2 separate regions of the Homo sapiens genome follow, and region 1 is linked to region 2. Evidence: read pairs that join two places in POLR2A ChIA-PET (ENCODE). Cell type or tissue: Panc1. All regions are shown on one strand.

What was found. Peaks named below come from ENCODE experiments on the same cell type or tissue, not always from the same donor. Only the 100,000 strongest peaks of a DNase experiment are listed, where the experiment ranks them.
Region 1: POLR2A ChIA-PET joins it to region 2 with 12 read pairs; 2 of 35 experiments call an interaction of 5 or more read pairs at or near these places.

The regions. Positions count from the first base shown.
Region 1 is chr11:34,469,031-34,474,030 of GRCh38, forward strand. CAT (catalase) reads left to right here. Exons shown (of 13, transcript NM_001752.4): 12 at 1,928-2,011; 13 at 2,338-3,030. The coding sequence ends at 2,403. Among named protein-coding and RNA genes, the nearest start is that of CAT, 33 kb to the left of the region's middle. In Panc1, no CTCF peak of the experiment used is centred here; no DNase peak of the experiment used is centred here.
Region 2 is chr11:34,299,710-34,304,709 of GRCh38, forward strand. All of the region lies in intron 1 of ABTB2 (ankyrin repeat and BTB domain containing 2), which reads right to left. Among named protein-coding and RNA genes, the nearest start is that of ABTB2, 56 kb to the right of the region's middle. In Panc1, no CTCF peak of the experiment used is centred here; a DNase peak (open chromatin) is centred at 2,972; H3K27ac peaks cover 2,353 bases.

The sequences.
Region 1 (5,000 bases), 170 kb after region 2:
CTTCCAAAAGGCAGGCTAGACTTTCATGCTAAGGTGCTGGGGTATTTCTGATGGCCGCTCATCGAGCTGAGTGAAGCCCTCTCACTTCTGGTTTCCTGGCCTGTCCCAGAGCTAAGCTTTTTGCAAATCTAGAAATCCCCCTTTTTCCTTGGCCCCTAGTTGCTGCTTCTCAGTTCCTAGGGGCAGCTGGGCTAGCAGCTGTCTGGGCTGTGTCCCAGAGCCTGGGTTCCAGTATCAGCAGAGAGCTTGACAGGCGCTCTGTGTGGTAGGCAGGGCAGGATTTATCTCCTTTTACTGGAGAGAATGGATACGACAGCTTGTAAATAGCAGAACTGGGCTGGAACCCTTGGCATTCTCCTTTCACATATGCTGAAACTGTAAGGCTTTTATGGGTTCCCAATGCCCTGCCTCCTCTTGCTGTCCACTGGGGAATTCCTGCCTGAAGTGTGTGGAGTTGTGCTGCATGTACCAGTGTTCTTGTATCCTTCACATTAACTTTAGGCTGTGTCTGGGCCCGTTTCTCAATGTAAATCACTGTAATTTGTTAAGCGCTTACTCTGAGGTCAGCTCTTTTCATGCAGTAAATGCACCTCACTTCTCAGCATTTTTCTCACAGCATCCTGTGAGGTAGGTTGTGTGGGTTTTTTTTTTTTAAGATGGAGTCTTGTTCTGTCACCCAGGCTGGACTGCAGTGGCATGATCTCGGCTCACTGCAACCTCTGCCTCCTGGGTTCAAGAGATTTTCCTGCCTCAGCCTCCCCAGTAGCTTGGACTACAGGCATGCCCCACCATGCCCGACTAATTTTTGTGTTTTTAGTAGAGATGGGGTTTTGCCATGTTAACCAGGCTGGTCTTGAACTACTGACCTCAGGTGATCCACCCATCTTGGCCTCCCAAAGTGCTGGGATTTCGGGCGTGAGCCACTGCGCCTGGCCTAGGTTGTATGGGTTTTTTTCCCCGACAATAAGCAATTCTGTAATTCTTTGACAGTAACTGTGTGTCCTATAACTCAATTCAATTCTAACAGTAGCTCCTGGAGCTAGAGTCAGAACCCAAAGATTTAGGGGTCATTTCCCACTTTAGATAACAAATGAGGTACCCTGGCTATGCACACTTCTGCAGATTCTGACTGCAAATCAAACCCTTTCCTCAGGTTTGATAATTTGCTGGAAAGACTCATAGAACTCAGGAAAATGATTTACTTATGATTACCAATTTATTATAAAGAATACAACTCAGGAATAGACAAATGGAAGAGGGGCATGGGGGAAGGCCTCGGAGCTTCTGTGCCTCCCTGAGTGGACCACCCTTCTAGCTCCTGGATGTGTGCACTAATCCAGACACTCCCTGACCTTGCCAGTTGTGGGTTTTTCTGGAGGTTTTATGACATAGGCATGATTGATGAAATTATTGGCTATGGGTGATTGAATACAATCTCCAGCCCCTCTCCCATCCCTGGAGGTTTGGGGGTGGGGCTAGAAGTTCTAACCTTCTGATCGCGTGCTTGTTCTTCCTGGTGTGAGCCTCCATCAGGAATCTATGTAGGCCCCCATGAATCATCTTAGTAGTATATAAAAGACAGTACATTCGAAGGGTTTTAGATCTGTGTCAGGAATGGGGGACAAAGACCAAATAGTATTTTTAAAATTATACTGATTAGGTGTCATTTTCTTGCGCATTTCGGCAGAGGGACATAAGCTCAGTAAGTTAAGTGACCTATCCGAGGTTGCTCAGCCAGTATATGTCAGAGTGTTCACTGGACCTGCATCTTAACTCTGAGGCTGGCATTGTTAAACACCTGTAGTACTGCCTCCTGCTGAAACGTCTTTCCTCCCCTATGGAATAAACACTGGGAAACCACAGTCCCTGGGGAGTGATATAGTAGGGAGTTAGAGTAATGCTTGCATTTATTTTCCTTTGGCCTTAGGTCAAGAACTTCACTGAGGTCCACCCTGACTACGGGAGCCACATCCAGGCTCTTCTGGACAAGTACAATGCTGAGAAGCCTAAGGTAAGCTGGGAGCAGCCTGGCCATGCAGAGGCTGTGTGTGCTGGGTTGGAGTAGGCATGACTTAGTTACCACTTAGCATTACAGTCTGCAGGGGCCATTACCTGCCACTGTTAGATTTCTTAGGCAGCTGTGCAGAAATTCATTTGAGAGATAAAGAATTCACTGGCAAAACACATACTCTTCATTTTAGCGCTGGGCAATTTAAGACAGTTAAAGTGAATGAATTCTGAATTATTATTTTCATTTGCATACATATTAAAACTGAGTAAATATCACGTTGCTGCCCATGAGGTGATTAACCTGCTCATCTTGTTCTTTTAAAACAGAATGCGATTCACACCTTTGTGCAGTCCGGATCTCACTTGGCGGCAAGGGAGAAGGCAAATCTGTGAGGCCGGGGCCCTGCACCTGTGCAGCGAAGCTTAGCGTTCATCCGTGTAACCCGCTCATCACTGGATGAAGATTCTCCTGTGCTAGATGTGCAAATGCAAGCTAGTGGCTTCAAAATAGAGAATCCCACTTTCTATAGCAGATTGTGTAACAATTTTAATGCTATTTCCCCAGGGGAAAATGAAGGTTAGGATTTAACAGTCATTTAAAAAAAAAATTTGTTTTGACGGATGATTGGATTATTCATTTAAAATGATTAGAAGGCAAGTTTCTAGCTAGAAATATGATTTTATTTGACAAAATTTGTTGAAATTATGTATGTTTACATATCACCTCATGGCCTATTATATTAAAATATGGCTATAAATATATAAAAAGAAAAGATAAAGATGATCTACTCAGAAATTTTTATTTTTCTAAGGTTCTCATAGGAAAAGTACATTTAATACAGCAGTGTCATCAGAAGATAACTTGAGCACCGTCATGGCTTAATGTTTATTCCTGATAATAATTGATCAAATTCATTTTTTTCACTGGAGTTACATTAATGTTAATTCAGCACTGATTTCACAACAGATCAATTTGTAATTGCTTACATTTTTACAATAAATAATCTGTACGTAAGAACAGAGATGGTATTTTCTTTCTTTCGACTCCATATGTAACTGTAAACTGCTACCAGACTCTTAATTTGAACATCATCATTTTCAGATGTTTACCCTTAAAAATGGAAATGCCAGTATCTCGAGGACTCCATGTTATTTGTTTAAATCTATAGCCTTTGGACAGCCTTCTGAGACACTGATAAAATAGCAAATGCCCCAACTTTGAAAATTACTTAAATCTCTTGTCCATTTGCTCACTTACCTGTGATTGACTTTTTAAAACAAGGGCTCAGAACCACTGGTCACTTTCCTCTTCCTTCTTTTTAAAGCCCATATTTGCCTATCATGGTTGAAAATCACATGGAAGACTTTAAAGATGAGTTCTGAATACTAAATGAAAATTTGTTTTCCTTGAAAATCTTTATTCCGTTCATATTCAAAACCAGTTTGTGCCGGGTGTGGTGGCTCATATGCCTGTAAACCCAGCACTTTGGGAAGCCAAGGCAGGAGGATCACTTGAACTCAGGAGTTTGAGACCAGCCGGGGCAACATGGCGAAGCCCTGTCTGTACAAAAAATACAAAAATTAGCCGAGTATGGTAACGCATGCCTGTAGTCCCAGTTACTAGGGAGGCTGAGGCGGGAGGATCTCTTGAGCCCAGGAGGTTGAGGCTGCAGTGAGTCGTGATTGCACCACTGCACTCCAGTCTGGGCAACAGAGTGAGACCTTGTCTGAAAACAACAACAATAACAACTAAAAACAAAAAACCAAACCAGTTTATACTTTCAGGAGTTCCTGAGTTACGGGCTTCAGGAAACAGACCACTAGCAGACAGATACAAACTCATTCTTGGTCTTTTAGCTCAAATTTCTTTACTCCTCTGTCAAACCCTCCTGCCTAATTCCCCCCGTATTTGAGTATGCTTTGAGACTGTTATATTTGTAGACATAGAAAATAGATATATCGGGCTGGGTGCAGTGGCTCACGCCTGTAAACCCAGCACTTTGGGAGGCCAAGGCGGGTGGAACACCTGAGGTCAGGAGTTTGAGATCAGCCTGGCCAACGTGGTGAAACCCCATTTCTACTAAAAATACAAAAATTAGCTGGGTGTGGTGGCATGTGCGTGTAATCCCAGCTACTCGTGAGGCTGAGGTGGGAGAATCGCTTGAACCCAGGAGGTGGAGGTTGCAGTGAGCCAAGATTGCGCCACTGCACTTTTTATTGGGAAAGGTGAGAACTTCTGGAGATGGTTGGTGGTGATGGTTGCACAACAGTGTGAATGTATTTAATGCTACTGAACTGTACACCTAAAAATGGCTAAATGGTAAGTTTTGTGTATATTTTACCCCACAAAAAAATCCAATGGTCCATTCTTAGTCCTTGTCTTACATGACCTCTCAGCGGTGTTTGACACAGTTGGTCGTTCACACTGCCTTCTTCATTGTTTATTTATTTTAGAGACGGCATATCATTATGTTGCCCAGGGTGGCCTCTGCCTCCTGAGTAACTGGGACTACAGGCACACATCACCATGCCCAGCTTTCCTCCTCGTCCCTTTCTCCTCCTCCTCATTTTTCTTCCTCCTCCTCCTCTCTCTTCTTCTTGTCCTTGCCCTCATCCTCCTCCTTTTTTTTTCTTCCTTCTTCCTTTTTTCTTCTCTCTCTTTTTTAAAATAAGAGCTTTATTGAGATATAATTCACATACCGTAAAAACCACCCATTTAAAGTGTACGAGTAAATTTTTTTTGTATATTCACAGAATTGCGCAACCATCACCACAATCAATTTTGGAGCATTTTCATCACCCCAAAGGGAAACCTGTACCTATCAGCAGCCACTCTCCATTTCTTTCTTAACCTAGTCCCCAGCCCTAGGCCATCATGAATCTAAGATTTGCCTACTCTGCATGTTTCATTTAAATGGAATAATATAGTATGTGGTCTTTTGTGACTGGCTTCTTTCACTTAGCATAATATTTTCAAGATTCTTACATAT
Region 2 (5,000 bases):
CCTCATAGCCAAGGCATTTGGAGTTTGCTCATCTGGGGCTCCCAATCTGCACTCCTCTTACATTAGAAATAAGAGGGCTACAAAGCCAGAAGCAGCGGGTGAGCCGGAAAGGAGCAGAGTGTTGCCTGGGCTGGCAGCCTTGCTCCACCACTTAGCAGCTCTCAGAATGGGTCAGCTACTTCACCTCTTTGTGCTCCAGTTTCATCTCCGTAAAATGGGAATAACACTGCTGCCTCCTTCATAAAGGCACACAGAGGACTGAATGAGTCAAGAATAAAGTAGTTAGCACAGTGCCTGGCACAGAGTCAGAGCTCTCTGCCTCCTACGCTTGGTGGGGGGAAGATGAGGGGTGGGAATACCTTCAAGGTGAGGAAGGGTTCTCTTTTATGGCTCTTAAGAATATATTGTTTTCTTTAGAGGAGCTATTTTACAGCCCGCTGAATCTAACTGCCATGCTAGCTCAGCATGAATACCCTCCATTAAGAATCTTGTCACACCCTTGCTTCACAAGTTGTGGAAACCCAAATCAGACTGCATTCAGCGTTGGGTAGTGGGAGACGTACTGAAGGCCTTTCAATTTCCAAAGCCATGATCAGAATGAAATGTTCTTGCATCAGGCGTTTCACATTTTAGAATTCAATTACAAAACCCTACCATTTAGCTTGTTAGGCTGGCTGCTCCACCCCAGAAAGAGTGACAAAAGACAATCTATAGAGCCAGGCTGCAAGTTCCAGTGCTATAAATCACTGGTTATCGGATGGAGTGGAACTCATTAATATAAACGAGAAGCCTGAAAGGCACCCATTAGCATGTTATTAATTTGTTTGACGATCTACAGCATGGCAAGAGCTAAAATAGTTAGGCTGGGCAATACTACATCTCACACAGAAGAATAATCTGGTCCCATTAATTTTTGTCTTAGGCTTGCCAAATGTAATTGGGCATAATCAGAGCTCATACATCTCATAGCGTTTTCATCTTCTGTTCTTTTAAAAAAAGAAAACTGGGGGGTGGGGGAGGTGCTCGAAGTCTTGGTACGCAATAAAGATAACCAATGAGAAGGGGTTTTAGGTTGGAGCAACCCACTAAGGACTGTAAATGCTTCCCCTTTTGTTTTCCTTCCTTTGCTCTGCATTTTGGATTTGTTTTTCATGAAATGAAAGTGAATCATAAACTACTTTCCAGTTGGGTTAACCTTACTTATACATCCATCCACCCAATTTACTGGGGGGCTGGTGTGGAGGGCAGAGGAGGATCCATCTAGTTCCCGTGGGTAGATATAATTGTCTTTAATCTTTGCCATTAATGAGGAGGCTGGGGGAAGCAGAGGATAAGAAGCTTTATCAACATCTTTGTGGTCTCATGTCTCTCTGTCCGATTGCCAGATATTTCTGTGGCTGGTTAGCCTTCCAGCCCCAAAGCTGTTAGAGAAAATGGAATTTCAGCCTTGAAGGCCTCTGACAGCATCTTGGTCCACCTGGGTCACTTGCAGTTAGGAAGGAAGTCAGAGAAGGGAGCTGCCCACATGCTTCTAAACAGTGCTTCCTTCTTTCCCGTAGTTAGTGTTTTTCAAAGAACATCATCTTGCCATTAAATGAATTTAAAAAAAAATTGTGTTTTCAGGTCCTGGGATAGCAGATAAGGCCCTGTGTACTTGAACTAGATATTTCGAATGATCACTTGACTATAAACAAGATTTTAAAAAAATCTAAATCGATGAATATGTAATTTTCCTGCCAAACAAAAAGCTAGCATAAACAATGAGCTTACATAAATTGGGGCAATCAGATCCACCAACAAAGCATGAAGGCCTAGCCTCAACACTGAAAGAAGAGAATAGATAAATGCTGTTGAATTTTGTTCTCTGAATAACACATTTTAGCATTTCCCTCTGCCTGTGACCCAGAGATGGATCCACCTTTGAGTATTCAAAACTTCAGTTTCCTCTTGCTACGGGAGGCTTAACATAATAAAACATTTAAACATAATATAGGCCAGACGCAGCAGCTCATGCCTGTAATCCCAACACCTTAGGATGCCAAGGCGGGAGGATGGCTTGAGCCCAAGAGTTTGAGACCAGCCTGGGCAATTATTGGATGAAACTACATCTCTACAGAAAATACAAAAATTAGCTGGGTGTGGTGGTGTATGCCTGTGGTCCTAGCTACTTTCCAGCCTAAAGCAAAAGGATCGCTTGTGCCCAGAGGTTTAGGCTGCAGTGAGGCCAAGATGGTGCCACTGCACTCTAGCCTGGGCAACAGAGTGAGACCCTGTGTCAAAAAAAATAAACATCACAAACATAATACATGTCAGGGTATGACATTTGGCAAATATTAGAAAATACATAGAAGATAAAAATCACGTGTGTGTACACCCCCAAGATAATCACTAGGTAACACTTTGGTGTATTTCTACACCTCACGTATGTGTATGCTTTTACAGAACTGGACCACAGTACAGCTACAGTTTCTTGTCTCCACCCTCTTCCCCACCACAACTGGATATTTCATGAGTATTTTCCTATGCTATTACATTTCCTTCAAAGATGTAATGTTTAATGAGGGCTGCATACATTTCACCATATCCAAGTGCTATGATTTATTTAACCATTCTCAGATGATATGTAGACAGGATTTTAATCTTTCCCTAGCATTGCTACTAAAATTAAACTCTTACCTCTTCCTATCTGAAATCCATGACTGGTCAGATTCAAATTCATCAAGGAATACTCTACTTGGGAAACTTGAGAGCAGGAATTCTTGCCCTGAGCCTCTGGTATGAGAAGGCCTGCTCATTCCCCAGACCACAGAGGGGCTCAGGCTGCAGCCAGAAACACTGCCAAGACCTGAAATCAAGGGTTGACCTGGGCCTGCTATTTCTCTCAACAGTTTGTTGGTCATTGAGGCTGTGGCCCTTGAATGAGTCAGTGTTTGTGGCTTTAAAAAATACCTCAAGGGCAGCAAGCAAAAAAAGATGTTCCTGTGATCAGCTAAGGCTAAGGAGCCTCACTCCCTCCAGACCACAACCTCTTTAGCGCTTGCGAGGGGTAGTAGGCTTAGGTGACATAATCAAAGGCCCAGTCAGAAGGGAAGCTGGGGCATTCCTAGCAGTTTAGTTCATTACCCAGATTCACCAGGGGATTGGGAGCTACTCAGGAGTCTGGGGCTGCAAAGTCCCCAGTTATAAATGGGAACCTCTATCTAGGGTAGTTGGTGCTTCACTGGGAGGGCAGCGTTAAGATAAGGACCTGATAAGACACCTCCAGCCCAATTTCCTGGCTCTGGCAGATTGATTCCTGATGGCTTTCCTTCTCAACATTCCTGTCTTCAGGCCTTTGATTTTAGGCAGAGGCCACAGAACACTTTCTCAGGTAGGAACCAAATAGACCACACAATTAGCATCTCCCACTTGCCACGGTGCTGTTGGATTTATGGTACTTAGGAAGATGGCAGTAGTCAGCTCACTTCATTGGTCAAGAGACAGAGCCACAGTAAGGCTAGGAAGAAATATAAAGGTCACTTCCTGTGCTGAGCACTTCCTAGAGCAGCCACAGGCCAGCCCACCAACTACTGGCTGCAATTCTGGACCACTCCATCGCACAGCCTACAAATGTTTTCTAACTGTCTTCCGTTTTTATTAACCAGTCAAGCATGTTTTACTTTACACTCTGATAAGAGGATCAGAAACAGCTTTCCCACATCTAAGGCACTCTTAATCAATTGCAAGGAATACAAGAGCAGCATCACGTAGAGGTTTCCACCCACAGGAGGAAGAAATCCAATTTTTCTTTCTTTAACTGCCAATTCTAATGCACACTTTTTACCCTTTATAGGTTAGCCACACTTTGAATGCATTTAACTTAAATGAAAAAAAATAGTAATAAATGCTTATACAGCTGTCCCCCTATCTACAAAGAACTATGGGTGCTTTTTTTTTTTTTTTTTTTTTTTTGAGACAGAGTCTCGCTCTGTAGGCCAGGCTGGAGTGCAGTGGCGTGATCTCAGCTCACTGCAGCCTCTGTCTCCTGGGATCAAGCAATTTTCCTGCCTCAGCTTCCCGAGTAGTTGGGATTACAGATGTGTGCCTCCTCGCCCAGCTAATTTTTGTATTTTTAGTAGAGACGGGATTTCACCATGTTGGCCAGGCTGGTCTCGAACTTCTGACCTCAGGTAATCCACCCGTCTCGGCCTCCAAAAATGCTGGGATTACAGGTGTAAGCCACCACGCCTGGCCTCAGCTATGGGTACTTTCTCTGGTTTCAGTTACCTGAGGTCAACTATGGTCTGGAAATATTAAATGGGAAATATACAGAAATAAACAATTCCTAAGTTTTAAATCGAGTGCCGCTCTGAGTAGCATGATGAAATATTGCCCAGTCCGGCTCTGTGGTGCTGAGGACGGAATCATCCCTTTGTCCAGCTGGTCCATGCTGTATATGCTATCTGCCCATTGGTGTATAGGAAAAAACATGGTATATCTAGAGCTCAGTCCTATCGCAGTTTCAGGCATCCATCAGAGGTCCAACATATGCTCTGTGGATAAAAGATTATTGTATTCTTTTTGTCTTTATTTTTTCTTTTTATGGAGAACAGGATCTCACTATATTGCCCAGGCAGGCCTTGAACTCCTGAGCTCAAGCTATTCTCCGGCCTCTGCCTCCCTAAGGGCTGGGATTACAGGTGTAAGCCATTGCACCTGGCAGTTATTGTATTAAAGTAATTATGTGCCAATACTGTCACAAGTGCTTCCTACAAATGAATGGATTTAATCTTCCTAATAACCCATGAGGTAAGTATCATTCACATTTCACAGATGAAAACAGACACAGAGGCTAGGCATAGGGGCTCACGCCTGTAATCCAACACTTCAGGAAGCCAAGATAGGTGGATCACTTGAGCCCAGGAGTTTGAGACCAGCCTGGGCAATATGGGGAGACAAACCACATGAGAAAAGAAAGAGAAGACTAGGAGAAGGAGAGGAGGGAAATGGAGGGGAAGGGA